2 separate regions of the Homo sapiens genome follow, and region 1 is linked to region 2. A link is a loop called in an ENCODE intact Hi-C map of the cell type or tissue named here. Cell type or tissue: PC-3. All regions are shown on one strand. Links, peaks and the distances in the headings refer to the core of each region. The heading gives the core; the rest is flanking DNA.

Region 1 (16,285 bases), core at 5,012-13,011, 77 kb after region 2:
TGCAAGCACCTTGATCTTGGACTTCTCACTTGCCAGAATGGTGAGAAATATTTGTTTAAGCCACCTGGTTTATGGGATTTGTTACAGTAGCTTAAGATGAGGAAGACAACAGTTAACCTTAAATATGGGACCACTTTAAGCAACTTATAATATACTGAAACTCAGAGTTCTCATGGAGTGACTGCTCACGTAACTTCAATATCTACTGGACCATATCTTCAACATCCAATTGACCATACTGGAGCCCAAAACTTGGTCACCGAAACACTGATCTCACACTCTGGCCTTCTCTCTTCTCCTCACTCTTTGGACGAGCCACTTCTCAACCCTAACACACAACTACTGATGTTTTTTTCTGCACCTGTGCCCAAGGTTTAAAAAAACTGACATAGCACACATTCAGGCCAACTCCTATGAAGCTATCTTCTTCTGCACTTGCCAATTCCTTAGTATATCCCTTACAAAGGCTACTCCAAGTCTCTTCGTCTCGTTTTCAGAAGATGGATGGTTTATTAGATTCATAATAATTTTAGAAATAAAGAATCTCAGGGATATTATTTCCAACTCCATTATTAAGTAAATTTAAAGGATTCCTAGAATTTAAAGGACTGGAGGTTTACAGACAGTAAGTCCATTAACTTGAAGCCCCTTACACTGAATTTCAGCATACTACAACTTGATCATTCTACCTTAGGAGCAGATCTACAGAGAATTCAAGGGCTCAGACTAAAGCCACATTGCCTGAATTCAGTTCCGGCTAGGCCACTTAACAGCTATATGGACCTGGACAAATGACCAATTATCTGTGCCTTGGTTTCTTCATTTGTAAAACAGACATAATAGTAGTATCTGCAACATTGGGCTGTGACTGTTAGCTAAGTTAAAACATGTAAAAGCACTAGAACTGGGCCTAGCACACAGTAAATGCTAAATAAAAGTTAATTGTGTTAATTATCATTCCCTATAGAACCTCTGACGAATGAGAACATGCCCCTCTTCCAAGTTTACTTCTTTTCCATTGTTCTTAATCCCATACTCTCTATATCCAATAACTCAGCTGTTCCAATCTTCTCTCCTTCAGCAGCTTTAAACAAAACTCTTCCACTTGTCCTTTTGATGCCAAATTTCTTAAATTGGTCTTTTCCATTTCCCACACCTACTTACTATAGTTTGCTCCTAAGATTCATCCCTTGGCTCTGGGCTCTTCATTTTCTGAACTCCAACACTTGTTCCTCAGTATACGTTACCAAATGCCAAATCTCCACATCTAATTTTGAGTTCCTGCCCAAGCTCTAAATCTATGTGTCTCCAAACATACGATATCTCTACTTGGGCATCTTACTATGATCTCACACTCAATTTTCCTCACATGCAAAATGATTTCTAAGGTATCTTCCAAGGATAAACATTTTCAATATAATCTAAACAAAACTTATCATATTCTCTACCCATTTCAAATCAGTTTCCCACTATTACTTCACAGTATTTGCAATTGGTGGCACTATAATTCTCCCAGTAAGCAATCTTTGTCTAGACTTAAGTTTAGAATTTCTGACATCATCCATTCATTTCTAGCCTATCACTTTACCCAGATCTTTCCAGGTCTTCTCCTGATTTTATAAACCTCCTCTCAATTTTACATTTATAGCATCCTCATAATATGCTGCCACATAATCACCCACTTAAAATCACATCTTCAAATATTCTGTCACATTTTCACCCACTTAAAAACCTCCAATAACTGTCTACAGTTTAGTCCAAATTACTTAGTCTGGCACCCAAATTTTTCTACAATCTGTTCCCAAACCATCTTTGTAACACTACAATCCACTAATCCCTGTAATTATTATATGCCTCAGTCAAACTCTACTTACCACCTAAGTTTAACCAACCAGTTCATCTCTATATAATTTCACAACATCTGCCATCATGGAATGCCTTCCACCACACTGTTCATATATATCCCAAATATTTTTCAAGGCTCAATTCAATTTCATTCTTTCCCATAAAATCTTACATCCCAAGGCAACCTCTCCTCCGTTTGAATTCTTAAGCCATTTATTGCCTATGCAACTCACTTGCCACTTAATTATATAATGCCTCACACGGTTATCTAAATGTGTGTATCATCCATCTCTCACATCACAATAAAAACCCCAGGAAAGGATAGTATCTTATCTCTTTGCATCCACTACATTATGACTGAAAGCTGTGCATAATAGGCACTTAATAAAAAACTGCTGATTGTGTGAAAAACACAATCACCTTGCTTCATAAGATACTAACTGCGTGGCTCATGTAATTCCCTTTAAGAGAAAGAAATTACAGAAGAAAGAGCAGAAATAGAAAATTACTGTTCTGGAACCACCATAGTAATAATGATTCATGCAAGAATCATCAATGGATGCTAAAACCATCACATGAAAGTTTCTAGGGAACAGGATATTCATACAGTGTCAAAATATATCTGAACAGATTACTTATGAATTACAAAGGGAAAAAAGGTACCTTTACAGTGGAGAAATCTGGCGGACACCAATGATCAAAGTTAACATCACCAATAATGGGATAAACTGACATCAAGTGCCTCCTGATGTGATGCACTGAGGACACAACATCACTTATGTATTATTCCTGCCAAAAATGCATAACCTGAAACTAGTCATGAGGAAACAATCAGACACACCAAAAACTGAGGGATAATCTACAAAACAACTGACCTATACTCTTCAAATATGTCAATGTGCTGAAAGACAAAGAAAGGCTGAGGAACTGAACATGAGATCCTGGACTGGATCCTGGATCAGAAAACAAATTGCTATAAAGGAAATCACCACTAAACAGGACAATTGGTGAAATCTGAATAAGGAATGTATTAGGCAACAGTATTATATTGTTAAACTGCCTGATTTTGATCATTGTTCTTTGGTTAAGTAAGATTTCTTTATTCTTAAAAGAAATGTTGCAAAGTCTTTTGGGGTAGATGAAATCTAAAACTTACTCTCTAATGGTTCAGCAATAATAATATTGGTAACAGTAATTATAACACATATCAATAGAAAAACTGGCAAAAAAAATGTAGCAAAATGTAAACAACTGGTGAATCTAGGTGAAGGGTACACAAGAGTTCACATCGTGCTATTCATGAAACTTTTTTTTCAAAATAAAACTTAAAAAATAAATACCCCAATACCACATAAAGACTATGAGAAGTTTTTATCAGTCTGTGTGGTATTTCACATTTTATTTGACAATCTTAAAGCAAGGCATTGTAATAAAATTTATTTTCTAAATGAAATTACATTTTACATGCATTGGAAGAGTTCACTCTATAAAAACATTTGTTCTAAAAAAATACATCTTTCTGAAATCAGAGAACCATTTTTAATAATGTGAACAGCCCAACAATAATTTATCTTTAAAAAAAATTCAAATGTACCACAGAACTCAGTTAAAATAAAGTCAATTTTAGTTAGTGATCCATCTTAGAAATATATTTTAAACAACGTAGTTTTATTGTTTTCAAATATACAGAAAAATGAGAAAGTAAAAATGGGCTGATTAAATCATTTTAAGGAAAAAAATTCCTTGTAATTAACATATTAATAAGCATTTGTGAATTACTGAGTTTGCTTCATTATGATTTAAAGAAAGCATTTATTATAGCTCACAAACTTCATCTCTCAAATATCCAAATTTTCGATTTAGCTGATTATAAATTTTTCATGAGTGCTTATTAACAGTCACGAATTAGTAATTTCTATAGGCTTCTGGCACCTTTAAAAAGAACACTTCCGGTCAAAGTGCAATATGGTATAAAGGATTTTCTACATTCAATATAGTATTAGCAACAGTCCTTTAAAGTTTGATACCTTATTTATGAGATGTTCGGTAACAACTTCTCTTAGTCCAGTGTAGAGCTTTTCTCCATGTTTATGCAAAACCATTGTATATGCATTTCTATAGAGCTCCTCAAAACTAAGACCACTGTTATTCTTACGCTGGATTTCTTGAATTGCATTTTTCAGAAGGTCCCAAATGCTGTTTACATATTTTTCATCCATGGTCATCTGTAATATCCAAGAGAGAGAAGAGACAAAAAAAAAAAAAAAAAAAAAACCAATGGTTGAAAGTCTTTCTATATTTGTCCATATATAGTAAATATTGTATTATATAGATATGATTATAAATCTATGACACATAAGAACATTAACAACCTATTTTAACAGGGGGAAAAAAAGGATACATTTAAAAATAGGTTCTAGATCTGTTAGAAGCACTTTCTCATCTTTTAAGACCTCCCTCCAATCTTACCTGGAGCAGAACTCTTCACTTTAAATAAAATCATAATGATTTATATACCCGTAAGTCACTTACCCCTTATCTCTCTCCCACCAAAATACTTGCCAAGTTAAATCCCAACAGCCCACATACTCCTGACATATATCCGTATAGCTGAAAGAAAACAAAGAATAACATATGCCCATATTTTTGGTCCATCTGAGTTTAAATTCATAACCACTAACGTTAAGTGCAGCCTTCATGCAACCCCACAATTCCACTAGTCAGTCTACTCACTCTACTCTTCTAGATGATTTTATACCACCTCCTCCATCCTCACTCTATGATTATGACTGCTTCCTATTCCACTGAGAAAATAAAAACAACCCGATGAGACACTATACAAATTCCCATCATATTCACACACCAACCGACCTGATTTTATGCCAATAAAACCTGCTAGGTTCTTGTGCTCAAAGTGCCAAGTTATTGTACTCGAAGTATAGCATAAGGACCAGACACATAAGCAACACCTAGGAACTTGTTAGAAGTGCAGAATTTCGGGCCCTACTCCAGACCTACAGAAACAGAATCGACATTTTAACAAGAACCCAATGTAATATTATACAGAATGAAATTTGACAAGTAAATCTCTAGTTCTATGCCAAACCACCTATTGAAAAGGCCTCCCTTGGCTGGGCGCAGTGGCTCACGTCTGGAATCCCAGCACTATGGGAGGCCGAGGCGGGCGGATCATGAGGTCAGGAGATCGAGACCATCCTGGCTAATACGGTCTCTACTAAATATACAAAAAATATACTAAATATACAAAAAAAAGATTAGCCAGGCGTGGTGGTGGGCGCCTGTAGTCCCAGCTACTTGGGAGGCTGTGGCAGGAGAATGGTGTGAGCCCGGGAGGCAGAGCTTGCAGTGAGCCAAGATCCCGCCACTGCACTCCAGCCTGGGCAACAGAGCAAGACTCTGTCTCAAAAAAAAAAAGAAAGAAAACTCCTCCCCTTAGTAATCACACATCTAAGCATCATCAAAATTTTTCCTCTGGTAGATAATTTCCATTCATACTGAAAACTGTCAGTTTCACCACATGGACTGGCTCATGCCTGTAATCCTACCTAGCATTTTGGGAGACTGAGGCAGAAGGATCACTGGAGCTTAGGAGTTTGAGACCAGCCTGGGCAATACAGTGAGACCCTGTCTCTACAAAAAAATTTTTTAAGAATTAGCTGAGCGTGGTGGCGCATGCCTATAGTCCCAGCTACCCGGGAGGCTGAGGGAGGAGAATCACTTGAGCCCGGAGGCAGAGTTTGCAGGGATCCAAGATCACAACACTGCACTCCAGCCTAGGTGACAGAGCAAGATTGTGTCTCAAAAAAAAAAAAAAAAAAAAATGTCAGTTTCCTATGTCAAAAACAAATCCTCACAAACCCATATATTCCTTCAGCACCATCTAATCTCTCTTTCCATTTATGGCAAAATCACAGGCAAGAAGAGGAGATTGTACATGCACTGTCTCCAAGTTCCATCTTTCCATTATATCTTGAATCTACTCCAGTAGGGCTTTCATCTCTACCATTTCACTGCAACTACTCTTGAGAAGGCCACCAGTGACTTCTATATTGCCAAAATCTAATGGGCAAAGTCTCAGTTCTCCTCTTACTTACCTATCCAGCAGCATTTGAAAGAGCTGATCACTCCTACTCCTTGAAACAAATTTGGCAAGGCATGGTGCCTCACACCCATAATCCCAGCACTTTGGAAAGTCAAAGCGGGAGGATCACTTGAGTCCAGGGTTTCAAGACCAGGTTGGGCAATATGGCAAAAACCCATCTCTACTAAAAATACAAAAATTAGTCGGGCATGGTGGCATGCACCTGTAGTCCCAGCTCCTTAGTGGGGCTGAGGCGGGAGGATCGCTTGAGCCCGGGAGGTCGAGGCTGCAGTGAGTGGAGACTGCGCCACTACACACCAGCCTGGATGACAGAGCAAGACCCTGTCTCAAAAAAGAAGAAGAAAAAAAAGAAACAAATTCCTCACTTAACTTCCAAGCACTACAATCTCTTGTTTTTCTTCTACTTCTGTCTCCTATTCATCTGTTTTACTGGCTCTTAATTATCACCTAAACCTCCAATCCTAAAGCTCAAGTTCTCGATTTCTTATCTAGCCACACTCAGTTTTTGTTTTTTGTTTTTTTTTAGTCACACTCATTTTCTAGGTGGAGTTGATCTATTCTCATGGTTTTAAATCAATCTTAAAATTGATACATTCTCTGGCCCCCTCTGTACATGCCAGAGTCATATATCCAGCTACCTACTCAATGTTTCCACTTTAATGCGTAGTAGGCATCTCAAACTTACCAAGCCTGAAACAGAACTCCTCATCTTTTCCCTCAGTTGGTTTCCCCTGAAGTCTTTTCCAGCTGAACAAATGTCCACTCCATCCTTCCAGCTGCTCCGGCCAAAATGCTTGTGATCATAATTAACTACTCTCTGACCCCACTACTACTCCAACAGAAAATGCTGTTGTCTCTAACTTCAAAATGTATCCCCAGAATTCAACTCTTTCTCACCACTTCCACTGCTACTATCCTGGTAAAACCACCACCACCTCCAACTGGTCTCCATCTCCACTCCTGGCCTGCTATCATCAGGCAACCAGGGTGACCATGTAAAAGCATAAATCAAATCATGTCACTCATTTGCTCACAACTCTCAAATGAGTTCTCATTTCCCCTGGAGTTGAAGTCAAAGTCCTTACAATGTTCTATAAGCTTTATTCGATCTGATAATCTCTCAACTTCATCCATTTTTTCCTTTTGTTCGCTCTGCTCCATGCACTCCCTGGCATACATCAAACAAGCTGATTTCAGTGTCTTCGTATTTGCTATTCTTTCTGTCTGAAATGTTCTTCCCTCAGTTTCCTGCATGGCTCAAACCTCTACTCAACTGTCATCTTACAGTGAAGTTTTAAATGCCCACCTTATTTACAGTAACAGCCTCACCTCACTACTGATCCCCAACTCCAACCCACATTCTTCATTATTTTCCTGGTCTCCCTCTCTACAACCAAATGTCAGCTTCATGAAGGCAGGGATCTTTTTTTCACTGCCAAATTCCTCAGCCTCTAAAACAGTATATGGCACATAACAAGGATTCATACTTCGGTGACTGATTTTCTGCTAATATATGACTAATGACCCCTTTGTAAATGCCACATAAAATCTCCAAGTTCTGCATTTACAACCTAAGCAACATTGATCAGCTTCACACAAACTTCTGATCTGAACTGGATAAAAATTACTGAGTTAGTGGAATCCTCTCCAAGTCACGTCTGATGTGTATGAATGTGAAAAGAGGAAGGAGTAGGCAAAATAGTTATTTTAGTCACCCTGGCAGTAAAATACCAGCTCAACTCTCAATCAAGACGATCCTTAAGCAAATGACTCAAACTGAATCTTGTTATTCTGATCTTTTCTGAAGAGCTTGAGAAGGAACTTTAACAGAACAATTTCTTTTCTTTTACCGAAATCCTATCCAAGACCTAAGTCTGTCAGAGACTTTTATCAAATGACTGTAAAAGAATTTACCCCTACACCTATACTGCTACCTCTTTTTAATCAGATATCCTGATAGGATGTCATCCATATAAAATGTACTGATGCGGCTAACTTTTCACAAACAGAAGATTCAAGGCCATGTAATAATGATGGCCTCAAATACCATAGCTACGTACGTGCAATGTGGTTTTAGTTTGTTGACTACATATGCTGAGGTTCTAATAAAGCAAACTAAGACACTATCTCTTGACATTGAGTAACAAATAGATAAAGCAAAATACTCAGAACAATTTCAAAAAAGAGAAAAGTTAATGTCAACTATAAGCCTCAAAGATACCTATACTGCTAATAGCTGAGCAAAACATCAAATCATCTTTACAGGCTCTATAACCTAAGATCCTCTGAAAGCCAGAAAAAGTATTAAAATGTCTCTACCCAGAGTAAATTACTAAATTTTTCTACTAGAAGCTGAAGAATTTTAAAACTATAAAACCAAGAGGCTTCAAACATTGTAAAAGTACTCTCACATTATTATAACATAACCATTTTCACATATATACATCAAGAGCTGTTTTACTACACAAGGTTGTATGTAGTGCGTTTTTTTTTTCTTTTTAAATTAATGCCTTATTGATAGATAAAAGATGGGGCTGCAGGAAAAAATGTTCCTTCTGGTGATAGCTAAGGTTAAAAATTTTTCTAACAAATGAGAAGAAGAGCCAGGCACAGTGGCTCCCGCCTGTAATCCCACCACTTTGGGAAGCCAAGGTGGACAGATCACTTGAGGTTGGGAGTTCGAGACCAGCCTAGCCAACATGGTGAAACCCCATCCCTACTAAAAATACAAAAAATAGCCGGATGTGGTGGTGCGTGCCTGTAATCCCAGCTACAGGGGAAGCTAAGGCAGGAAAATCGCTTGAACCCGGGAGGTAGAGGCTGAAGTAAGGCGAGATCGCGCCAGCCCACTCCAGCCTAGGCAACAGAGCAAGACTTTGTCTCAAAAAAAAAAAAAAAAAGACGACGACAATGAAAAATAGACCCAGAGAGATTAAATGACTTACCCAAAATCATAGAGCTGGGATTAGAACTTATATATCCCAAAACCTAGTCCAAATCAGTGGACTAATGTCACATTCCATTGTGCTAATATGGTAAAGTAACATCACAGTCACTGATTATCTTGGTAAACATAGTTAGTATACTGGTAGAGAACATGGGTTTTGCTGTCAGACAGCCTTAGGTTTGTGCCACAGCTTTGTTACTCACAAGCCATGTGACCTTGAGAAAATTAAGTCCTGGGTTCAATAACAGCATCTATCTCAAAGGGCTGTCATGAAGATTAAATGAGAACGTCAGTAGATTTAACACAGCCCAGAGCACAGTATAATCCCTCATGCATCAACAAAGGAAAGTGCCCAATGATAGAATCTCTTGAACGCTCATCGACAGTCATCAAATAAATGTCAGAAAGAAATATAGCTTTTTCAAGCTTAGCAAATATACAGATATGAGCTAAAACAAAGGCACCTTAAGAATAACACTATGATAAATGCACCTCAGTATAACGTAGCTTTCTTTTAGAAAACATTATTCCCCTACATCTCTTGTATACTACTTTTCCAGAGCCATTTAAATCATTTTCACCCTGAGAACTCTGTCCTTGGCTCTTGTCACTCTCTACTGGGTCTCTATGTATTTTCATTCATTGTCATGGTTACATCTATTATCCGTACATGCAGGGTTCTAAAACTTAAGAGGGATTCCAGAGGTTCCTAAAACAATAAACAAAACTTTCCAAGTATACTGTGTGTGCACTTCTTTTCTGGAGAGTAGGTCCCTAATTTCTATCAGATTTCCTAAGTTTGTCCATATCTTAAAGAAGATAAACTACAACAGTCCTCCTATCTACAGTTTCACCTTCCTTGGTTTAAGTTACTAGCAACCAACCACTGCCTGAAAATATTAAATAAAAAATTCCAGAAATATCAATTCATAAACTTTAAATTGCATGCCATTTTATGTAGTATGATGAAATCTCATGCCATCCCACTCAGGATGTGAATCCTGAATTACATCTTTGTCCAGCATTTCCACACTATGTTACACACCCCACACCCATTAAAAACTTGGTAACTTAACAGCCATCTGGTTTATCAGATCAAAATCACAATGCTTATGTCCAGGCAATGTTTATCTTACTTAATACTGTCCCCAAACCACAAAAGTAGTGATGCTGACAATTCAGAAATGCCAAAGAGAAGCAATAAAGTGCTTCCTTTAAGTGAAAAGGTGAAAGTTCTCTACTTAATAAGGAAAAAAAAAGGTATGCTGAGATTGCTAAGATCTATGTTAAGAATAAATCTTCTCGCCAGGGTGGTGGCTCACACCTGTAATCCCAGCACTTTGGGAGGCCCAGGTGGACAGTTCACTTGAGGCCACAAGTTCAAGACCAGCCTGGCCAACATGATGAAACTCCATCTCTACTAAAAATATAAAAATTAGATGAGTGCAGTGGCACACACCTGTAATCTCAGCTACTTGGGAGGCTAGGGCACAAGAATCACTTGAACCCAGGTGGAGGCTGCACTGAGCTGACATTGTGGCACTGTACTCCAGCCTGGGCAACAGAGCAAGACTCTGTCTCAGAAAAGAAAAGAACACATCTTCTTCTATCCACGAAACTGTGGAGAAGGAAAAAGAATCTGCACTAGTTTTGCTGTCGCAACTCAAAACTACAGAAGTATGGCCACTATCATTCACCTTACTTCATCTCATCACATAGGCAGTGTATCATCTCATACCATCACAAGGGTTAAGTACAGTACAAGATATTTTGAGAGACCACATTCATGTTCTTTTATTACAATATAGTTATAATTGTTTTACTTTATTATTGTTGTTGCTAATCTCTTATTGTTTCTAAATTGTAAATTAAACGTCATAGGAAAAAACAGTACATATAGGGCTCAGGGCTATATGGTTTCAAGTATCCACTGGGGGTCTTGGAATAAACAGATTCCCTGTGGATGGGGTGGGGACTTCTGTACTGGCATTTACATTAGTGGCTCCCAAATCTATACTGCCTGCCCAGATCTTCCCCACAAAGTCTAAAACTCTTGTTTCAACCACCTGCTACACATCTCCAATCAAAAGCTCCAGACACAGATCAAACTTATCATGTCAAAAATCCCTGACAACTCACCATCCAAACCTGCCCAAACCTTCTTCCTGTAATCTCTAATTCAGTTGTGGCAATATAAACTACCTAATTATACAAGCTAGAAACATAAGCCTTATATTTTTTCTTATCTCTCATCTCCTTCTTATCCAATCATCAAGTACTACTGACATTAACCCCAAGGTATTTCTCAAATATGTTCCCATTTTTTCATCCCGAATACAGCTGACCACTGAACCATGTGAGAGTTAGGAAAAACTGACCTCCTGAGCAGTCAAAATACTGTGTATAACTTTTAAGTCCCCCAACTACTAATAGCTTACTGTCGACCCAAAGCTTTACCAATAACATAAACAGTCTATTAACACCTGTTTTGTATGTTACATGTATTACACACCGTATTCTTAGAATAAAGAGAAAAAATATTAAGAACATTGTAAGAAAAAGAAAATGTATTTGGTATTCAATAAGTGGAAGTGGATTGTCATAAAGGTCCCCATCCTTCTGGTCTTCACATTCAGTAGGCTGAGGTGTAGGAGGAAGAGAAGTAGTTGGTGTCTTAGGGGTGGCACAGGCACAAGAGATGGAGGAGGGAGAGGTAGAAAGGGAGGCAGGAGAGGGAGCCATACTCTGTAACTTCACAAAAACACATTGTAATTTGCCTGACTTTTCTGCTTTTTCATTCCTCTAAAAATGTTTCTATCTGTTCCCAAATCTTTTGCCACTGTTTGTTTTAAGTTTCAGTGCCCACATCATAAAACAGTCCATGTCGTAAAAGTCAAAGCATTCTTGAGTATCAGAAACCTCCTGCCAGATTCTCTAATGTCAACTTGGTTTTTGGCACTGCTTCTTCTACATCTTCCTCATCATCTGTCACTGGTTCAGAAGCGCTCATCTCCATCAAGTCATCTTCCGGTGTGATGTCCATTAGCTCTTGAATTTCTTCAAGATCCATATCCTGAAACCCTTCACTCCTCACTTTACCACAGTCTTTCGTGATTCTGACTGGCTCTGTTGTAAATCTTGGGAAGTCATGTACAACATCTGGACACAGTTTTCTACAGCAATAATGTATCATTTCAGGCTAGATGGCTTTTATGGCTTTTTAACAATGATGGCATCTTCAATGGTGTAACCCTTCCAGACTTTCATCATGTTCCCTCTATTGAGGTTCTCTTCCATAGCAATGACAATCTTTTCCATAGATTACTACTGCTGCGTTTAAAGAGCCTTAAAGGTCCTTATTGACCCCCCACCTTCCCCATCTACAGGCTGAATTAAAAACACTTTAAGGTCAAGGATACCACTTCAACACCTTCAGTTTTGAAGAACTCATGAGATTCTGGGTGGCTAGGTGCATTGTCCAGTAGAAAAAATACTAAAAGGCAATCCCTTACTGACAAGGTACTTCCTGACGTCAGGGACAAAGCACTGATGGAACCAATCCGGAAAAAGAGTTCTCACTGTCCAGGCCAGGCCTTTTTGAACAACCAAAAGACTGGCAGCTAGTGTTTATCTTTTCTCTTCAAGGCTCAGGGGTTAGTAGATTTATAGATAAAGTCAGCCATGATCAAAAACCTGACTGCACTTGCACAGAACAGCAGAGTTAGCTTATCCCTTCCTGCCTTGTACACCCTAGTATGTGCTTCTCTCCTTTACTAGTCAATATCCTTTGTGGCACTTTTTTCCAGAATAGGGCACTTTTGTCTACATCAAAAACCTGTTTAGACAGATCCTTTGTCTCCAATGATTTTCTTGATGGTGTCTGGGAACTTGTCTGCTGCCTCTTCAATGGCAGAAGCTGCTTCTCCTATTACCTTGACATTTTTTAAGCCAAACTTCTTTCTAAAAGTATCAAACCATCCTTTGCTGGCATTATATTCTCCAGCTTTAGATCCTTCACCTTCCTTTGACTTTGTCATATAATGACTTTGCTTTTCTTAAATCATATTAGAATCAGTAGGTATACTTTTCTTACAGCAATCCTGCACCCACATACAAGCTGCATATTCAATATGAGATAAAAAAGTATTTTGCAAAAAGCACAAGGTTTTTGCACCAGCTGGCACAGGTGTAGCGATGGCTTCACAAACTTCCTTTTAACAATGGTCCTGGCTTCATTTACCTTGAAATGGCAGGTAACCACAGCTGCAGAACTTAATCTAGTACACATCAAGCAATTCAACAATTTCTTGTAACGTCATGACTTTTCTCTGCTTTTTGGGAGCACTTCCAGGTTCACTGGGGGCACGTCGAATGGGTTCCATCGTGTTATTCCAGGTTTACAGTTTTCCACTAAACATAATGAAAAATATGTGAAAACCGCAAAAGAAAACTTTTTACTACACTACAGAGAGAAACTGCTCACACGAAGATGATTAGTCACAAGGTGTTTTTCTCTTTGTTTTCGTTTTTGTTTTAGACAGGGTCTTCTTCTGTCACCAAGGCTGGAGTGCAGAGGTGCAATCATAGCTCACTGCCGCCTCAAACTCCCAGGTTCAAGGGATCCTTCCGTCTCAGCCTCCTGAGCAGCTGGGACTACCGTTGTGTGCCACCATGCGTGGCTAATATTTTTAATTTTTTTTGTAGAGATGGGGGTCTTGCTTTGTTGCCCAGGGTGGTGTTAAAACTTCTAGGCTTCGGCCGGGCACGGTGGCTCACGCCTGTAATCCCAGCACCTTGGGAGGAAGAGGTGGGCGGATCACCAAGCCAGGAGATCCAGATCATCCTGGCTAACACGGTGAAACCCCATCCCTACTAAAAATACAAAAAAATTAGCCGGGTGTGGTGGTGGGCGCCTGTCGTCCCAGCTACTCGGGAGGCTGAGGCAGGAGAATGGCGTGAACCCAGGAGGCAGAGGTTGCAGTAAGCCGAGATTGTGCCACTGCACTCCAGCCTGGGCAACAGAGTGAGACTCTGTCTCAAAAAAAAAAAAACCTTTCACCTAGTTCACTGCAAGAGCCTTCCAAACACTATGAACTCCAACCTCATGGAATCTACTTCCCTCAAAATCACAATCAAAATAAACATAGGCACACCATGACCCTGTTCAAAACCTTTCTATGGTAGCATAGTAGGCACAGACCTAGTTTATGCTCACTTATCCACACCTGTCTGACATGTATTTCCCAACAACATTAAACCAATGGGAATTCTTAAATATACAACTTGCTGTTTCTCACTCTATTTCCATCACTGTCACAGCCCCTCCCCACTTATTTCAGTTCCCATGTCTTTTTTCCCCCCTGCTTTTGGTCCTCCTTTGCTTTGCCTTTTCTTTATCTGATTCTTTACACATATCTTCTGAACACAGCTAGGTGTCATAACCTCTAGGAATCCTTCACTGAACTCCTCAAGCAAAGTTAACAACTCCTTCTCAGTTCTTCCGTGATATTTTATAGTGTAAACTGTATTTACTTAACTATACACTAAATAAACTGTAGTGTATTTTCGTTTATATGGGAATGTGGTGATAGTCTATAACTACTAGTGACAGTTTGTAACCATCACTACACTCCCATGTAGCTGAATTATCTGTTCATGCATCTTCCTCCACTAGACTATGAGCTTAAGAGATTATGCATTTTTCTTCAATGCCACACAGAAGGTTGTAAACAAATGTCTGTTGAATGAATACTACTTTATCCATGTTATACCAATGTAATTTTGACAACACAAACTTTTTACTTATAAGGCACAATGATACAGGAAAACGGTTGAATGTGTTTACCCTCAGCAATTAATCTAATTTTTAAATAATCAAATCTTTTTCTAACAGAAGTAGTGTACAAGTAACACACTTTTAAATTTTACATCAAGCAATATTTTCAGATTTTTCCCATTCACCTAAAGGCCTCACCCAGAAGGCTGCTTAATCATTAATTTTACTAATAAATATTAACTGGGAAAAAAAGGGTAGACGAAATAGGCCCTTCAGAAGCAGATCAATAAGCTACAATCTTTCCCTAAATCAAATAAGTCCAAAAACTACATATCAAATGAAATGGGCTTCAAGTGCAGATTAATACATACACATGATCGGGTCTTGGCATCAAATGCACGTCAACATCCTTGGCAAAATAATTATGTTACTAATGAGCTTTAATCTTTCCACTTGCCCATCCCTGACACAGAAGCAACATTAACTGCTACTGAAAAATTTTTTAAATGCCTAAATGTTCAACTCTCACCTCATCAATATGTTAACAATAAAAACTTTAAGCTATACTTCATTCCAGGAGCAATAAAATTTAAAGGCTCTAACTTTATGTATTAATATATTTTTTAAAAGAGAAGTAACATTCTTTTAAAGTAACATTCTAAATTACTTGAGCAGGGCTTTAATCCCATTGATAAACTGATTAAGTTGCAATAACTGCAAATACACTAAGGGATCTAGCAACTAATGCGTCAGCAAAACAATAAAATAAACTGCACACACATTTATCATCTATATACACAAACATGTAATATTTGCTATCTAATTATCAGATGTATACAGGACCCTTCCCCAAGAAGGCCAAGTTACAAAATGATCAGCAAGCAAATTAAATTCATTCAGCAGAAAAAGAAACAAAAGCTTTTTTAAAGGAAAAATATAATTAAGGATTCTTAAATGTTTATAGTTTAGTAAGACTTTCAAAAACCAAGTCAAGAATTTAATTTTTGAAAGTGATCTTTGCCTCCTTACCTCCCTCCAATCCAGGATTACAATTTTCCCATCAGAAAAGTATCAATAACAAAAATAAATCTATAATGGTCTTTGTTTTCTTTAAAGCAAAATCTTTTCATTTACATTACTTCAGATGATATAAAAAATATAACCTTCAAAATGCCTGAATTTGAAAGGATGTCAGTCTATTATATACTTACACATCTTGAAGGTTCTGTGATTACTGAGAGAACTACATCATGAGACAAATTAAAACTAAATGAAAAGAAGTGAATTCTTAACATCTACTACATACAAAGGACAAGAAGTCTTTAGTCCTCTGTGAATAATTTTCTACAAGAAAAAATTTAGAACAGGGTGGGTGGGGGAAAGGGTGAGAATTTGAAATTCCAGGCAATTCAGAATGACACAGCTAGAAAAAAAATAAACAAGGGAAAATACTTGATCTTAATTTCAAGCTCCAGTCTCAAAAAAAAAAAAAAAAAAAAAAGCTTTGGTACAAGCATCTGAGGAATGGCAGTATTTTTTAAATCTGATACAACTAAACTATTAATTACATAAGGAAGCTCCCTCCCAAACTGTA
Region 2 (16,285 bases), core at 4,742-12,741:
TCCCTTGTCATAGGACACTGTCATTTTGTTTTCTTTTCCTTCTAAAGCAGTGTTCTCAAATTTGAAAAAACATCAGAATCACCTACAGCTCGTGTTAAAAAACCAGACTCTTGGGCCCTATCCTCAGAGTTTCTGATTCAATTCTCAGGCTCTGGTGGAACCTAAGGATCTGTGTTTCTCATGAGTTCCCAGGTGATGCTAAGGTAGCTGTTCCAAGAACCACACTGTGAAAACCAGTGCTCTAAAGAGTTTCTGTTGTTACACTCACTGTTCCTAAAATAAGGGAGGGGTCTATCCCATAGTTCTTTCTTGCTCTCCATGCTAACACTGAGCAATTTAATCCACACCTGTAGTTTTAACTGCATTCTCATATAGCTAATTCCCAATGCAACTTCTAGCCCTCATGTCTATTGTCTTCCACCTGCCCCTGGATGTGCCAATACACAATAAAGTCAACTTGTACAAAACAATATTAAGTGACATCTGGACCACAGCGGCACATTACATTACCCTTCTCTTTTTGGTTAAAGAAACAAACCTCTATCTACTCATTCAAGCCAGAAACCTAAACGGCGTCTTCAACTTCTCCCTCTCACTTCCCATTATCAATCAGTAAAGTCTGTCAATTCTACTTCCCAATTATCTTGATTCAGTTTTCTACCCTCTACCAATACTTTACCCAGGTCCTAATCCTCTCCCACCTATCTTAATGGCTTCCTAAGGGGTCTTCCCCTCCTTAGTTTCCCAATTTGTAAAATGAAAGCATTTAATGAATGGTAACCATTATTAATTTTTAGAAGTAAAGGGAGTTTGTTTACACAAAGGTATTAATAGCAGTGAAAATCTTTTCTTAATACTTCATGTGACAATATTCTACTATCATTTTAGTTATAAACACATTGGTTCCGAGAGTGTGCACATATTTGGATGTATCACCATGTTTAGTTACCAAGTGAGTGCCATACATTTCATAAGTGTTACATCACTAGGATTTCTTAATTGTAAAATTGTTTTTAAAATTAGTTGAATACAATAATTTTGTTAATAATGTTACTGTTTTTTCTATATTAGCCCAGTAGTGAAGAGTCCTCACCTCCGCTACTAGAACATTGTGCTGCATCTTCTTTCTAGATTTCATTATCCGCACTATAGCAGCTTCTATCTCATGTTTTCTGTCGTCGTCTACTTTCTGCCTTGTTTCTTTCCTCTCTGGGTCGGATTCACCTTGTTTGGCAGCAACTAAAATAGAAATAAAGACATTTATCATAAATCTAATTTTAAAATTTGGTTTATAAGCAAGCTTATTATAATTCAATGTAATCCACAGATAAAAACCAATTTCAGCCTCTGAATATACACACTTATTAATTCAAGTACGCATTCAGAAACTGTCTTAATGTTTACTTGAATACTAAATTATCCTTTTCAAAAATGAGGAATTTAACTTTGAGATAATAAAGTTGATTTTGTTTTTATGCAGAATATAATTTCTTACCTGGAAGAAAAACAGTAGCTGAAAATATTCAGTAGTAAAATTACCAGTAAATAATTTTCATTGCTTATGACTATCAGAGGTCAATTGATTATTTTATTACCATGGCTCCAAGTTAAAACTCACCAAAATTATCTCAGATAGGTATCTGTTGTCTTACTAACTCAAAATGTAGCTGTAATCTCTAAGGCTTTATGAGGAGACAAGAGTATGTACTGCCAAGATTCAGTCAGTGAAATAAATAATTTAAAAGTACCACTAGGATGTCAGTTCCTAAAATCTCCTTGCCAAAAATCTCCCTAGAGTTCTGTTATCTAACCATTTCTTGTCATATATTTTATTATGCTTTTTATGTCACAACCTCATCACAAATTCATACCAGATTCCAATCTTTAGGAGTCTTACTCTATTCTTCCCTATAGTCTTCAAAGCAACTGTTAAGGGAAATACAGAAGTCGTCTTCTCCTGCAACTCTGCTCTGAATGAAATAGCAGAAAAAGAAAACTGGTGTTTTATTCGTTCACCAAAAGGAGATAGATGTGAAGTTTCTGGAGGTAGAAACCGTAAAATTGCAAAGCAGCACATGGGGCATTGCTGACTGAGGCATGGGCATAGATAGCCACGAGACAGCAGATTGTACAATTTAGAAGATCATTCTGGTGTGCGTATCCATTCAACTGTTTCTAATTAGAATCCTTTGGATAAAAATACTGCTTTCGGTGTCATTTCCCAAGTGTAAGATAATCAATATCTTAGTAAAAAAAAAAAAAATTCGATGAAAATAATCTACTAAGAATGATGCTTATGATGCTTTTCCTCAGAAGTTGATGTCATGAAAAAATAAAAAGATAGAGGTACTGGTTTAAATGAAACTAAAAAGACATAAAAATTAAATGTAATGTGGAAATCTTGATGGAATCATGGATCCAAAAAGTGAGATATAAAAGAAATTTTTGAGACAACTGAGGCAATATGGGTGGTAAACAGATGACATGAAATTAATTTTCTTGGATATGATATAGGAGACGTGTGCTAAAGTTTTTTAGGGGGAAACTACTGAGATATTTGTAAATTAACTTCAAATGCTGTAGCAAACACATACACACACACAGAGGAAGGCAGGGAGGAAGACAAAATTCTAATGACTGGTAAACGTAGGTCACAGCCATATTGATATTCATTATAGTGCTTTTCACTTTCTTTGTGGATTTGAAAACAAAAAATACAAAGTTGCAGGGAAAAAAGTAGTTGTTTAAACAATCCCTTTGGCTCATCTGGATGTGGTCACCTAAATAAGTGTCTTCTTAAATACCTGCAGAAAAACATGGATGTGCAGATCGTGCTGATGAGTCAAAATGAGTATTCTTTTTAAATGGGAGGGGAGGGGCTCACTCTGGAGCCTAACACAACACTCCTCACTTGAGTGCAGCAGAAGGGGTTGTTGTGCAAGTGCCTATATATGACCTATATGCACGCTGGGGGATGGAATTTGAGAAAGGCAGGTGGTGGTGGTGGTGGTGGTGGTGGTGAAGACTGTCAACTCTGGAAACTGCCCCCCCAGATTACAATTAATCTAATTCTTTTCAAAGGCTGTGTTATTTTAGTAATTCCTTTAACTTCTTTGCATGAACTTTTACTACTGGCTACAGTAAAAGCAGCATAAATAGGTAGGGTCTGAGTCTTCGAATATTTGATTATGTTACTGAGCCTTTGACAGTAAAACCAATGTGGTCACAATATTTACCACCAAAGAGAAAATTTTGACTTAAACTATGAGTAAGAGCCAAGATCATTTAAAAACCATTCCCAAGAAAAAAACATTGCTTTGTAGAATTTTATTGCTGAAAAGAACTTTTAAGCTCTAGTGAAATTCATCATATATATATTTCTGTTTTGAACATACCTAAAACACTACATACACATACTCCAGATACACACATAAGTGTGCACACTTAACACGAAAATCTAAAAATCTATGAAGACTTTTTTAAACATAATACTAATATCTGATATTATTATTGCTGGACATGATAGAATCTGGGATAACAAAGACAGTTACTTATTTAGGGTACAGTAGGGTGAGGGTAAGGCAATCCAGATAAATATTCCCACATATTTTCCTCTAATTCTAGGATACAAATGAGCCCTAAAATCCAAAACCTGCATCTGCCCAAATGTATAAAGTAGTTATGTCTTGCATTGGAAGAAAAATAAATTTTATTCCATGACACTGGCTAGCACAGTTTTGTTTTATTCTTAATATATATTTATGTCAAGACATGGGCCAATCTTGGCTAATGCAGATTACTATGATACAGTTTACAACTACAAGACAAAGGGGGCAAAGCCTTGCCAGAGACACTACTCTGTTCTACAAAGTATACATACGAAACAAAAAGATCAAAATGAAAAACAAAAATTTAAGTGTGCATATAAAGCTCTAGAATCCATGTACTCTGGTAATCAACTGTATATTTAACATTACTTTTAAAAAGACTATCATAATATACAATATAAATAACATTTTTTTAAAATCAACAAATGACAGTCATTTAAAAGATCATCTTATTTATCTTAGGACACTGTTTTATTGCACACATATTTGGCTGTAATGAATATATTAGTACTAGGAAGCCTATCTAATACTAGTTTTTAAGCCAAGTAGTAAACAATTAGTTTTAAACATCAATCAGCAAGGGTGGAGTGCCTTTTTTCCCCTTTAAATACACAGAAAACAAGCATCTTACATTATGTTAAATGTTTAATGAATAGAATTTTCATTATCGACTTATATGGCTCTATTAAAAATCATTCACATCAGTATCATTTCTATGTTTTTAAATTAAAGAGGATATGGGTTTTAAGATTTTGAAACAAAAAATATTTATCAAAATATAAATAGCAACATCCAAACATCAAACTTTTATATAGGTCTCCCAATTCTGAAAAACTTCTAAATCAGCTTTAAAATTAGACTTCCACTGACTATTAGTTAACAACTTAAAAACAATTTTAAGTACCAATATGTTCATAAACTGTATTCTATTTATTGAAAAACATGAAAAGAAATACTTTGTTCACACTATAAATTACTTTTTAAAATGCTTACTGTACTTGGATTCAAATGCATTTTGATACAAATACTTATCAATAAAAGCTGCTTTCTTTCTTAAGCCTAAGTATCATGCAGCACCAGAAAAGGAGTATTTTTAAAAGAAATCCAATAGATGAGATTTTTTTTCTAAAGAGAAAAATATATAATTTTTTGAGAGGAAAAATATAATTCCAGATACCTGTTTGAATCTTGACTCTGTGTAGTTTGGATGTGAATTGATCATTAACTGTAAATATATGACCATTTTCTATTTCCTTTGATTTGGGTTCTTTTGTAAGAACCCGCTGTGTTGGTTTACCACAGGCGAGGGACTGTAGGGCTCTAACAAGCTCTCTTTCAGGGATATCTGTCTCTTGCTGAATTTCCTGAAATTTCATCAGATTAACATAATTAGACTTTTTGAAAGATTAAAGTTAGTTAATTAGCAAGTAAACTGACCAAGCAGTAGTTAAAAAGAGGTAATTCCATTAAATAAATAATGCACAAAAAAGAATTCTCTTGAGTACTATGACACATCATTAAAATCTCATTATTTGAACAAACGAGAGGAAAGGGTGATTCAAGTTATAAAATATTAAAAAGACATGTACTTTTTTGTTTCAGGAGATACAATGGCTAATCCAAAAATGTTATCCAGCAGAGATTATCAGGAACCTGCTTCAACATTTAGGTAAAAATAAAGTGTTAACCAACATATAATTGCTAATTTTATAAATATTTTACAATCTTCCATCCAAGTTTATCCAGACTACTCTTTTGCTTAGTAATTTCTTTCATAGAAAAAAGGAAGGTAAGCCTGAGCTCAGGCCTTCTACCATACAATCAAAATTTACCATCCAGACTGACCATATGTATGCTTCTATGACCAAATGAAGAAAAAAAAAAACCTGGAATTACATTAAACATAAATATCAACAAGCAATCTGTTTTGAAGTTCAGGTAATAATCTTTACTGCGTATTATGAATAATGATGTGAATGGTATGAATAAAGTGTAATACTAGGGGAGAAAAAGCAGCTCAGGAAAGAATGCTGTGTAATTTTAAATTCACTATTCTGTCAGTGGGACAGCAAGGAAACTGTACAGTTATATGATTTAGTCTCTACATGTCTATAGTGATATGTGATTGAGTAAAAGTCTTGACACTAGGATTTATTGCTTTGATGCACTGTATACAGCTATCTGTCTCTTTCTCAAAAGCAGCTTATGAAGAGTGGGCATGAAGATGGTGATATTCAGATTATACGAGTAACTGATCTGGAGAGTCAGTCATTCTCTCTAGACAAGTCTTTGAGCAACAGTTCTGTTCTCCTAAAAAACTGTCAGGTAGGCAAGGATTCAGAGAAATGTGATTTTCAGTGATTACACATATTCATTTTCTTCAAATAATCTCTGGTTATATCTACCTACTTTAGACATTTCAAATAGTATAAATGCTAATCCCAGAAAATAGGTGCTATTATTAGAATGAAGATGTTTATTATTACATACATGCTAAAAGTGATTTATTTACATACTTTAGTTATTGCTTAATCATATTCAATGAACCAGAAATACCTTAGGTGGTATTTTAAGATTACAGATCATCCCAAGAGGTAACTATTACCAAAAGTATTTTATAAAAGTCAGTCCTAAAACCTTATAGTGGGGAATTCTTAGCTGCCTAAGAACAGAATGAAATGCCCCTAAAGTCATAAGGTTGTATATATAATGAGAGAGTTAAGCATAACAGTAGTTAGTATACTAGACATCTTTCTATTAGAGTTAGGAACAAGATAAGGATGCCTATCTTTACTATTACTATTTTACCTGCACTCTGGTAATCAATTGTATATTTAAATTACTTTTTAAAAGCAATGTTTTCCTATTCATCTATATATACACATGAATACAAGTATATGCATATACATGAACGTACACGAACACATCCACCTATACACCAGTATTAGTGTTAAATGAGACCATAACATGAATTTTTCTATTAATTTCTTCAGATTTTTCAGCTAGCAAAAAGAGATTAAAGCTACAAGGAATTCCATAGTACTGTTCTATCATGACACAAGTGGAGATTTAGACTGGATCCAATGTTCTGTTGGTACATGCATTTCTGACTTTGAGCACGAAAGCCTGTTTTTCAAAAGCAAATTTCTAGAAATGCACTTGCTTCCTCAAAGTTATAAATATTTTATATTTGCGCCAAGCACGGTTGCTCACGCCTGTAATCCCAGCACTTTGGGAGACCAAAGTAAGAAAATCACTTGAGCCCAAGAATTCAAAATCAGCCTGGTCAACATAGCAAGATCTGCTCTCTACCAAACATTTAAAAAATAGCCTGTAGTCCCAGCTACTCATGAGGCTAAGGTGGGAGGATGGCTTGAACCTGGGAGGTCGAGGTTATAGTGAGACATGATAATACCACTGCACTCCAGTCTGGGCAAGAATGAGACCCTGTCTCAAAATTTTTTTTTTTTAGTATTTGATAAATACTAATGAACTGCTTTCAAGTTGCTTAACAATTTAACCCCCCACAAAAATAGTATATGAATATCCACTCCCTCACACCCTCTTCAACGCCAGATTTTCTTTTGCTCATGTTTGGCTAAAAATGAAATCTCATTATTTTAATTTGTACTTCTCATGACCACTATGGGAAAAAATATTTTTATATTTACAGGATATCTGTAATCTTCTATGCTTTCTCTATCTATATTCCTTCATGTTTTTATACTCAATTGTTTGCCTTCATACTGATTTACTGATGCTCTTTATAGATTATGGTTTTCAATTTTTATGTTATAAGTAATTTCTCCTAGTCTATTTTTAACTTAATGTATCTCATCATATAGATGTGTTATCACTTATGTGGTTAAATCTGTTAATCTTTTCCTTTATTATTTTGGTAATACATTTTTAAAAAGACATTTCTCACATTAAGGTTACCAAAATATTCAACATTTTCTTCCATTATTTATATAGATTTGCACTTATATTTAGATTTTCACATTTATCTGGAATTTTATATTTGATGTGATCCATGGAATTGAGGTCTTAATACTACCCTCTTCTCATTCCCACAAATAAAAAACAATTAAATTCAGTTTTTAGAAACGACAAATTTGAGATCTGGCAAGATGGCCGAATAGGAACAGCTCCGATCTGCAGCTCCCAGCGAGACTAATGCAGAAGGTGGGTGATTTCTGCATTTCCAACTGAGGTACCTGGTTCATCTCAATGGGACTGGTTAGACAGTGGGTGCAGCCCACAGAGGGTGAGCAGAAGCAGGGTGGGGCGTCACCTCACCTGGGAAGCACAAGGGGTCAGGGAACTCCCTCCCCTAGCCAAGGGAAGCCCTGAGGGACTGTGCTATCTGGCCCAAATACTACGCTTTGCCCACAGTTTTTGCAACCCGCAGACCAGGAGATTCCCTTGTGTGCCTACACCACCAGGACCCTGGGTTTCTAGCACAAAACTGGTCGGCTGTTTGGGCAGATACCAACTTAGCTGTAGGAGTTTTTTTTCATATCCCAGTGGCAGCCGGAACCCCAGCGAGAGAGAACCGTCCACTCCCCTGGAAAGGGGGCTGAAGCCAGGGAGCCAAGTGGTCTTACTCAGTGGGTCCCACCCCGACAGATCCCAGCAAGCAAGCTAAGATCCACTGGGTTGAAATTCTCACTGCCAGCACAGCAGTCTGAAGTCAACCTGGGACACTCAAGCTTGGTGGGGGGAGGGGCGTCCACCATTCCTGAGGCTTGAGTAGGCGGTTTTCCCCTCACAGTGTAAACAAGGCCTCCAGGAAGTTCGAACTGGGCGGGTGGCAAAGCTGCTGTGGCCAAACTGCCTCTCTAGATTCCTCTTGACTGGGCAGGGCATCTCGGAAAGAAAGGCAGCAGCCTGAGTCACGGGCTTGTAAATAAAACTCCCATCTCCCTGGGACAGAGCACCTGGGAAGAAGGCAGCTATGGGCCCAGCTTCAGCAGAATTAAATGTTCTTGCCTGCTGGCTCTGAAGAGAGCAGTGGATCCCACAGCGCAGCACTCCAGCTCTGCGAAGGGACAGACTGCCTCCTCAAGTGGGTCCGTGTCCCCCATGCCTCCCTGACAGGAGACACCTCCCAGCAGGGGTCAACAGACACCTCATACAGGAGAGCTCCGGCTGGCATCTGGCAGGTGCCCCTCTGGGACAAAGCTTCCAGAGGAAGGAGCAGGCAGCAATCTTTGCTGTTCTGCAGCCTCCACTGGTGATACGTAGGTGAACAGGGTCTGGAGTGGACCTCCAGCAAACTGCAGCAGACCTGCAGAAGAGAGGCCTGATTGTTAGAAGGAAAACTAACAAACAGAAAGCAATAACATTCAACATCAACGAAAAGAATGCCCATGCAAAAACCCCATCCAGAGGTCATCAGCATCAAAGATCAAAGGTAGATAAATCCATGAAGATGAGGAAAACCCAGTGCAAAAAAGATGAAAATTCCAAAAACTAGAATGCCTCTTCTCCTCCAAAGGATCAGAACTCCTCGCCAGCAAGGGCACAAAACTGGATGGAGAATGAGTTTGACAAACTGACAGAAGTAGGCTTCAGAAGGTGGGGAACAACAAACTCCTCTGAGCTAAAGGAGCATGTTCTAACCCTAAGAAGCTAAGAAGCTAAGAACCTGGATAAAAGGTTACAGGAACTGCTAACTAGAATAACCAGTTTAGAGAAGACCATAAATGACCTGATGGAGCTGAAAAACACAGCACAAGAACTTCGTGAAGCACACACAAGTATCAACAGCCAAATCGATCAAGCAGAAGAAAGGATATCAAAGACAGAAGATCAACTTAATGAAATAAAGCGTGAAGACAAGATTAGGGAAAAAAGAATGAAAAGGAACAAACAAAGCCTCTAAGAAATATGGGACTATGTGAAAAGACCAAACCTACGTTTGACTGGTGTACCTGAAAGTGACGGGGAGAATGGAACCAACTTGGAAAACACACTTCAGGATATTAACCAGGAGAACTTCCCCAACCTAGCAAGACAGGCCAACATTCAAATTCAGGAAATACAGAGAACACCACAAAGATATTCCTCCAGAAGAGCAACCCCAAGACACATAATCATCAGATTCACCAAGGTTGAAATGAAGGAAAAAATGTTAAGGGCAGCCAGAAAGGTCAGGTTACCCAAAAAGGGAAGCCCATCAGACTAACAGCAGATCCCTCTGCAGAAACCCTACAAGCCAGAAGAGAGTGGGGGGGGCCAATATTCAACAATCTTAAAGAGAAGAATGTTCAACCCAGAATATCATATCCAGCCAAACTAAGCTTCATAAGCAAAGGAGAAATACAATCCTTTACAGACAAGCAAATGCTGAGGGATTCTGTCACCACCAGGTCTGCCTTACAAGGGCTTCTGAAGGAAGCACTAAATATGGAAAAGAAAAATCGGTACCAGCCACTGCAAAAACATACCAAAATGTAAAGACTATTGACACTATGAAGAAACTGCAACAACTAATGGGCAAAATAACTAGCTAACATCATAATGACAGGATCGAATTCACACATAACAATATTACCTTAAACGTAAAGGGGCTAAATGCCCCAATTAAAAGACACAGACTGGCAAATTGGATAAAGAGTCAAGGCCTATCAGTGTGCTGTATTCAGGAGACCCATCTTACATGCAAAGGCACACACAGGCTCAAAATAAAGGGATGGAGGAATATTTACCAAGCCCGCCCCCCCCAAAAAAAAAAAAAAAAAAAAAAGCAGGGGTTGCAATCCTAGTCTCTGATAAAAAAAGACAAAGAAGGGCATTACATAATGGTAAAGGGATCAATGCAACAAGAAGAGCTAACTATCCTAAATATATATGCACCCAACACAGGAGCACCCAGATTCATAAAGCAAATTCATAAAGTCTCTACAAAGAGACTCAGACTCCCACACAATAATAGGGGGAGACTTTGATACCCCACTGTCAATATTAGACAGATCAATGAGACAGAAAATTAACAAGGATATTCAGGGACCTGAACTCAGCTCTCGACTAACAGACATCTATAGAACTCTCCATCCCACATCAACAGAATATATATTCTTCTCAGCACCATATCACACTTATTCTAATATTGACCACATAATGGGAAGTAAAACACTCCTCAGCAAATGCAAAAGAATGGAAATCGTAACAAACAGTCTCTCAGACCACAGTGGAATCAAATTAGAACTCAGGATTAAGAAACTCATTCAAAACTGTACAACTACATGGAAACTGAACAACCTGTTCCTGAATGACTAGTGGGTAAATAACACAATGAAGGCAGAAATAAATACGTTATTTGAAACCAATGAGAACTAAGACACGACGTACCAGAATCTCTGGGACACGGCTAAAGCAGTGTGTAGAGGGAAATTTATAGCACTAATTGCCCACAGGAGAAAGCAGGAAAGATCTAAAATTGACACCCTAACATCACAATTAAAAGAACTAGACAAGCAAGAGCAAACAAATTCAAAAGCTAGCAGAAGACAAATAACTAACATCAGAACTGAAGGAGATAAGAGAAAACAGAACTGAAGGAGATAAGAGAAACAGAAAACTCTTCAAAAAAAAAAATCAATGAATCCAGGAACTGGTTTTTTGAAAAGATTAAAAAATAGATAAGACTGCTAACCAGACTAATAAAGGAGAGAGAAGAATCAAATAGACACAATAAAAAACGATAAAGTGGATATCACCACCGATCCCACAGAAATACAAACTACCATCAGGGAATACTATAAACACTTTTATGCAAATAAACTAGAAAATCTGGAAGAAATGCATAAATTCCTGGACACATACACCCTCCCAAGACTAAGCCAGGAAGAAGTTGAATCCCTGAATGGACCAATAACAAGTTCTGAAACTGAGGCAGTAATAGCCTACCAACCCAAAAAAGCCCAGGATCAGACGGATTCACAGTCGAATTCTACCAGAAGTACAAAGAGGAGCTGGTACCATTCCTTCTGAAACTATTCCAAACAATATAAAAAGAGGGACTTCACCTTAACTCATTTTATGAGGCCAGCATCATCCTGATACCAAAACCTGGCAGAGACACAACAAAAAAAGAAAATTTCAGGCCAGTATCCCTGAGGAACATCGATGTGAAAATTCTCAATAAAATACTGGCAAACCGAATCCAGCAGCACATCAAAAAGCTTATCCACCATAATCAAGTTGGCTTCATCCCTGGGATGCAAGGCTGGTTCAACATATGCAAATCAATAAACGTAATCCACCACATAAACAAAACCAATGAAAAAACCACATGATTATCTCAATAGATGCAGAAAAGACCTTTGGTAAAATTCAACACCCCTTGCTGCTAAGAACACTGAATAAACTAGGTATTGAACATATCTCAAAATAATAAGAGCTATCTATGACAAACCCATAGCCAATATCATACTGAATGAACAAAAGCTGGAAGCATTCCCTTTGAAAACTGGCACAAGACAAGGATGCCCTCTCTCACCACTGCTATTCAACATAGGATTGCAAGTTCTGGCCAGGGCAATCAGGCAACAGAAAGAAATAAAGTATTCAAACAGGAAGAGAGGAAGTCAAATTGTCTCTGTTTGCAGATTACATAATTGTGTATTTGGAAAACCCCATCGTCTCAGCCCAAAAACTCTTTAAGCTGATAAGCAACTTGAGCAAAGTCTCAGGACACAAAATCAATGTGCAGAAATCACAAGCATTCCTATACACCAATAATAGACAAACAGCCAAATCACGAGTGAACTCCCGTTCACAATTACTACAAAGAGAATAAAATACCTAGGAATACAACTTAAAAAGGACGTGAAGGATCTCTTCAAGGAGAACTACAAACCAAACAAATGGAAAAATATTCTATGCTCATGGATAGGAAGAATCAATATTGTGAAAATGGCCATACTGCCCAAAGTAATTTACAGATTCAATGCTATTCCCATCAAGCTACCATTGACTTTCTTCACAGAAAGAGAAAAAACTACTCATAAGACCCAAAACCATAAAAACCCTAGAAGAAAACGTAGGCAATACCATTCAGGACATAGGCATGGGCAAAGACTTCATGACTAAAACACCAAAAGCAACTGCAACAAAAGCCAGAATTGACAAATGGGATCTAATTAAACTAACGAGCTTCTGCACAGCAAGGAAACTATCATCAGAGTGAACAGGCAACCTACAGAATGTGAAAAAATTTTTGCGATCTATCCATCTGACAAAGGTCTAATATCCAGAATCTACAAGGAACTTAAGCAAATTTACAAGAAAAAAAGAACCCCATCAAAAAGTGGACAAAGGATATGAACAGACACTTCTCAAAAGAAGACATTTGTGTTGCTAACAAACATGAATAAAAGCTCATCATCCCTGGTCATTACGGAAATGCAAATCAAAACCACAATGAGATACCATCTCATGCCATGTGATGCTGTGCTTCAGTGGTCACGCTCCTAGTCCGCTTTCATGTTCCATCCTGTACACCTGGCTCTGCCTTTTAGATAGCAGTAGCAAAATTAGTGAAAGTACTAAAAGTCTCTGATATGCAGAAATAACGGCATAAGCTGTCCTCTCTCTCTAACCCCCTCTCTCTCTGCCTCGGCTGCCAAACAGGGAAGGGCCCCCTGGCTGGTGGACAGGTGACTCACGTGACCTTATCAATCATTGGAGATGACTCACACTCCTTACCCTGCCCCTTTTGCCTTGTATCCAATAACAGCGCAGCCAGGCATTCGGGGCCCTACCGGTTTCCGCGTCTTGGTGGTAGTGGTCCCCCGGGCCCAGCTGTCTTTTATCTCTTTGTCTTGTGTCTTTATTTCTACAATCTCTCGTCTCCGCACAAGGGGAGAAAAACAACCGACCCTGTGGGGCTGGACCCTACAGGGTGATGGGTGCAGCAGACCACCATGGCACAAGTATACCTATGTAACAAACTTACACGTTCTGCACATACATCCCAGAGCTTTAAAGAAAAAAAAAAAAAAGACATTTATCACATCCCAGACACCTACAAATATATTAGTTTGCTTCTGGACTCCCTTTTGTTCAAATGAGCTGTCTGTCTATGCATTTTAAATAATGTTAACTTGTATACTTTTTAATAACAGAGAATACAACCGGAATTTTCATAACACAAATAATGCTAAGATGGATACCCCATTTACCCTGATGTGATTATTACACACTATATGCTTGTATCAAGATATCTCACGTATCCCATAAATATATACATGTACTATGTACCCATAAAAATTATAAATTAAAAAAACGTGATATGGTATGTTTTGTTATTAGGACAAATTCCTTCCCCTTTCACTGAGCTTTCCTACCTAAGACCCATCCCTTTTCAAAAGTAGTTTTGCCTAATCTTGTGCATTTTCTGGTCCAGATGAATTATGGAATCAGCTTGTCGAGTTTTATTTAAAAATATATATATTTTGGACATTTCATTTCAGATTTCCTTGAATTTATAGGTGACTTTTAAAAACAGCACACTTATAACTTGTAATTCTCCCATTTGGGTACATTTACCCTTTCATATTCTTTAGCTTTTACTGTCTTCTTGGTATAAGTACCCTGTCTACACAGTTCTTGTTAAGATGATTCCTGGGAAGGCTATGATTCTTAATAAAACATCCTTTTCTTCATGTCATTTACTGATTAATGCTGGTTTACTGAAAAGGTATTTTCTTTCCAACAAAACTCTTCTAAAGAAATGTTTTCTCACTGATTATCATGTATTGCCAAATTGACAATCATATTATCTACAGATTTTGATAATTTTTTCAATTTCTTCCTGATACTTATGAATTTCATTCCTTTCTTCTTCTTAGTATATTAGGACCTGCAGAGCAAGGCATAATAGTAGTAGTAAAGATAGGCAACTTCATCTTGTTCCTCAGTCTAATAGAAAGGTGTCTAGTATTTTCCTACTAACTACTACAATGATTTAGTTTGTCATCAGATACAACCTTATGGCATTAAGGGCAATCCATTCTAAGGTGGCGATGAGTCCCCCACTTTTATAAGGAATGAGGACTGGCTTTTATCAAATACTTTTTGTTCATCTATAGAGATCAAATGGTTTTCTCCTTAAAATGGTGCCTGGCAATTAGGCAACTGCTTGTTTTTACAATTATTACAATATCTTAATAACGATCTTTTCAAAAAGTTTTCCTATGCTGACCTTTCTTTGTATTGTAGGGATAAATCCTTTTTGAACACAGTGCATTATTCTTTCAATACACTACTGAATATGACTTGCTAATATTGAGATTTATGCTTTCAGTGTATTAGAATCTAAGGAGCAAGGCAGAATGATGAATAACCTTAAGCTTTCTTTCTCTTTTGTATTTTCCTTGCTCAGTTTTAGCAAAAAAATTATGCTAGCCTCAGATATTTCCTGAGAGCAGTATGTCTATTTTGCCTTCTGAGTTCAAAGTTCGCTAAACAGCCTTCAATTTTAACTTGCTAATTGTGTTATTCAAATTTCCTATATCCCCCTTTTCAACTCAGGTTAGTCAATAAATTTGTAAGGAATTTCCATGATTCTCGAGTTGTCTACTTTCCCTTGTACTTTCATTTTCCTTTCTATATTGTGAAGTTATGTCCCTAATGATTGCTATAAATTATTGATGAATATCAAATACTACTGTTAAGTTTTCTATTTAAATTCTGACATTAATAGTGCTATTGTCTGTAGTTTTTAAATTTCAGACTCATTCTCATAAAATTATAAAAAATAAAGAACATTAACAAAAATATGTATTAATAGTTCTTATCCATACCTCTTTCAAAAACCCACTGCTAATTACTAAAGTCCAAGGTACAGACTACCACTGTATGTATTTCCTATTTTTAGCTGTTCTAAATCACAATAAACTTACCTTTAGTCATTCAAAAAACATGAAAAGAAAAAACCTCAGCAGCAGCCTGACTACTACAGATTAAATATGACACTACAAATTAATGCCACCTGTTGTAGCCAGCTTCTATGACAGCACGTAATAACCCTGGTATATGTTAATCTTGTGTGGTCCTCTCACTATCAGGGCTGACTTGGGCAACCAAGAAAATGAGAAGTGACACTACATGTCTTCCAGGGAAAGATCAAAAAGGCACTGCAGGTTCTGCCTGGGTCTTCTGGATTGCTCGCTCTTGGGAAAACCAGCCACCAAGATTTGAGGACAAAGAGCCACATGAAAAGGCCCATGTGCAGAGAAACTAAGGCCACTTAACAACATCCAGAACAAATTTGCCAGCCATGTGAACCACCCTGGAAGTGTATTCTCCAGCTTCAGTCAAACCGTCAGATGACCAGAACCCCAGACAACATCTAAATGCAACCTCATGAACCCCAAGCCAGAACTACCCAACTGAGTATCTTCTCAATCCCTAACCCACAGAAACGAGAGATAATAAATTGTTAGTGGTTGTTTTAAATCACTAACTTTTGAAATTCGTCATGTGGCATTAAACAATACACCATCTTACTGAACTCACACAGAATATTCAAAAATAAAAGTTCACCTTCCTTTAAATTATTATAATTAAATACTTTTAACTATCTCCACTAATTTGTGGAGGTGATTTCTTTAAAAAGGCTAGCTAATAAAACATTAGCAACAGACTGTAGAGAAACACGTGGTGTT

What was found. A loop is a pair of places that touch in the nucleus more often than their neighbours do. Peaks named below come from ENCODE experiments on the same cell type or tissue, not always from the same donor. Only the 100,000 strongest peaks of a DNase experiment are listed, where the experiment ranks them.
Region 1: it touches region 2 in a loop (2.4-fold over the local background); 6 of 110 quality-filtered maps call a loop at or near these places.

Annotation. Positions count from the first base shown.
Region 1 is chr2:224,553,787-224,570,071 of GRCh38, forward strand. CUL3 (cullin 3) reads right to left here. Exons shown (of 16, transcript NM_003590.5): 2 at 3,873-4,070. Among named protein-coding and RNA genes, the nearest start is that of CUL3, 23 kb to the right of the region's middle. In PC-3, for the core only: no CTCF peak of the experiment used is centred there; no DNase peak of the experiment used is centred there; H3K27ac peaks cover 4,607 bases.
Region 2 is chr2:224,477,107-224,493,391 of GRCh38, forward strand. It overlaps CUL3 (cullin 3), which reads right to left. Exons shown (of 16, transcript NM_003590.5): 14 at 4,786-4,972; 15 at 1,094-1,239. Among named protein-coding and RNA genes, the nearest start is that of FAM124B, 83 kb to the left of the region's middle. RefSeq lists enhancers at 7,594-8,793, 8,060-8,599. In PC-3, for the core only: no CTCF peak of the experiment used is centred there; a DNase peak (open chromatin) is centred at 8,435; H3K4me3 peaks cover 1,241 bases; H3K27ac peaks cover 2,818 bases.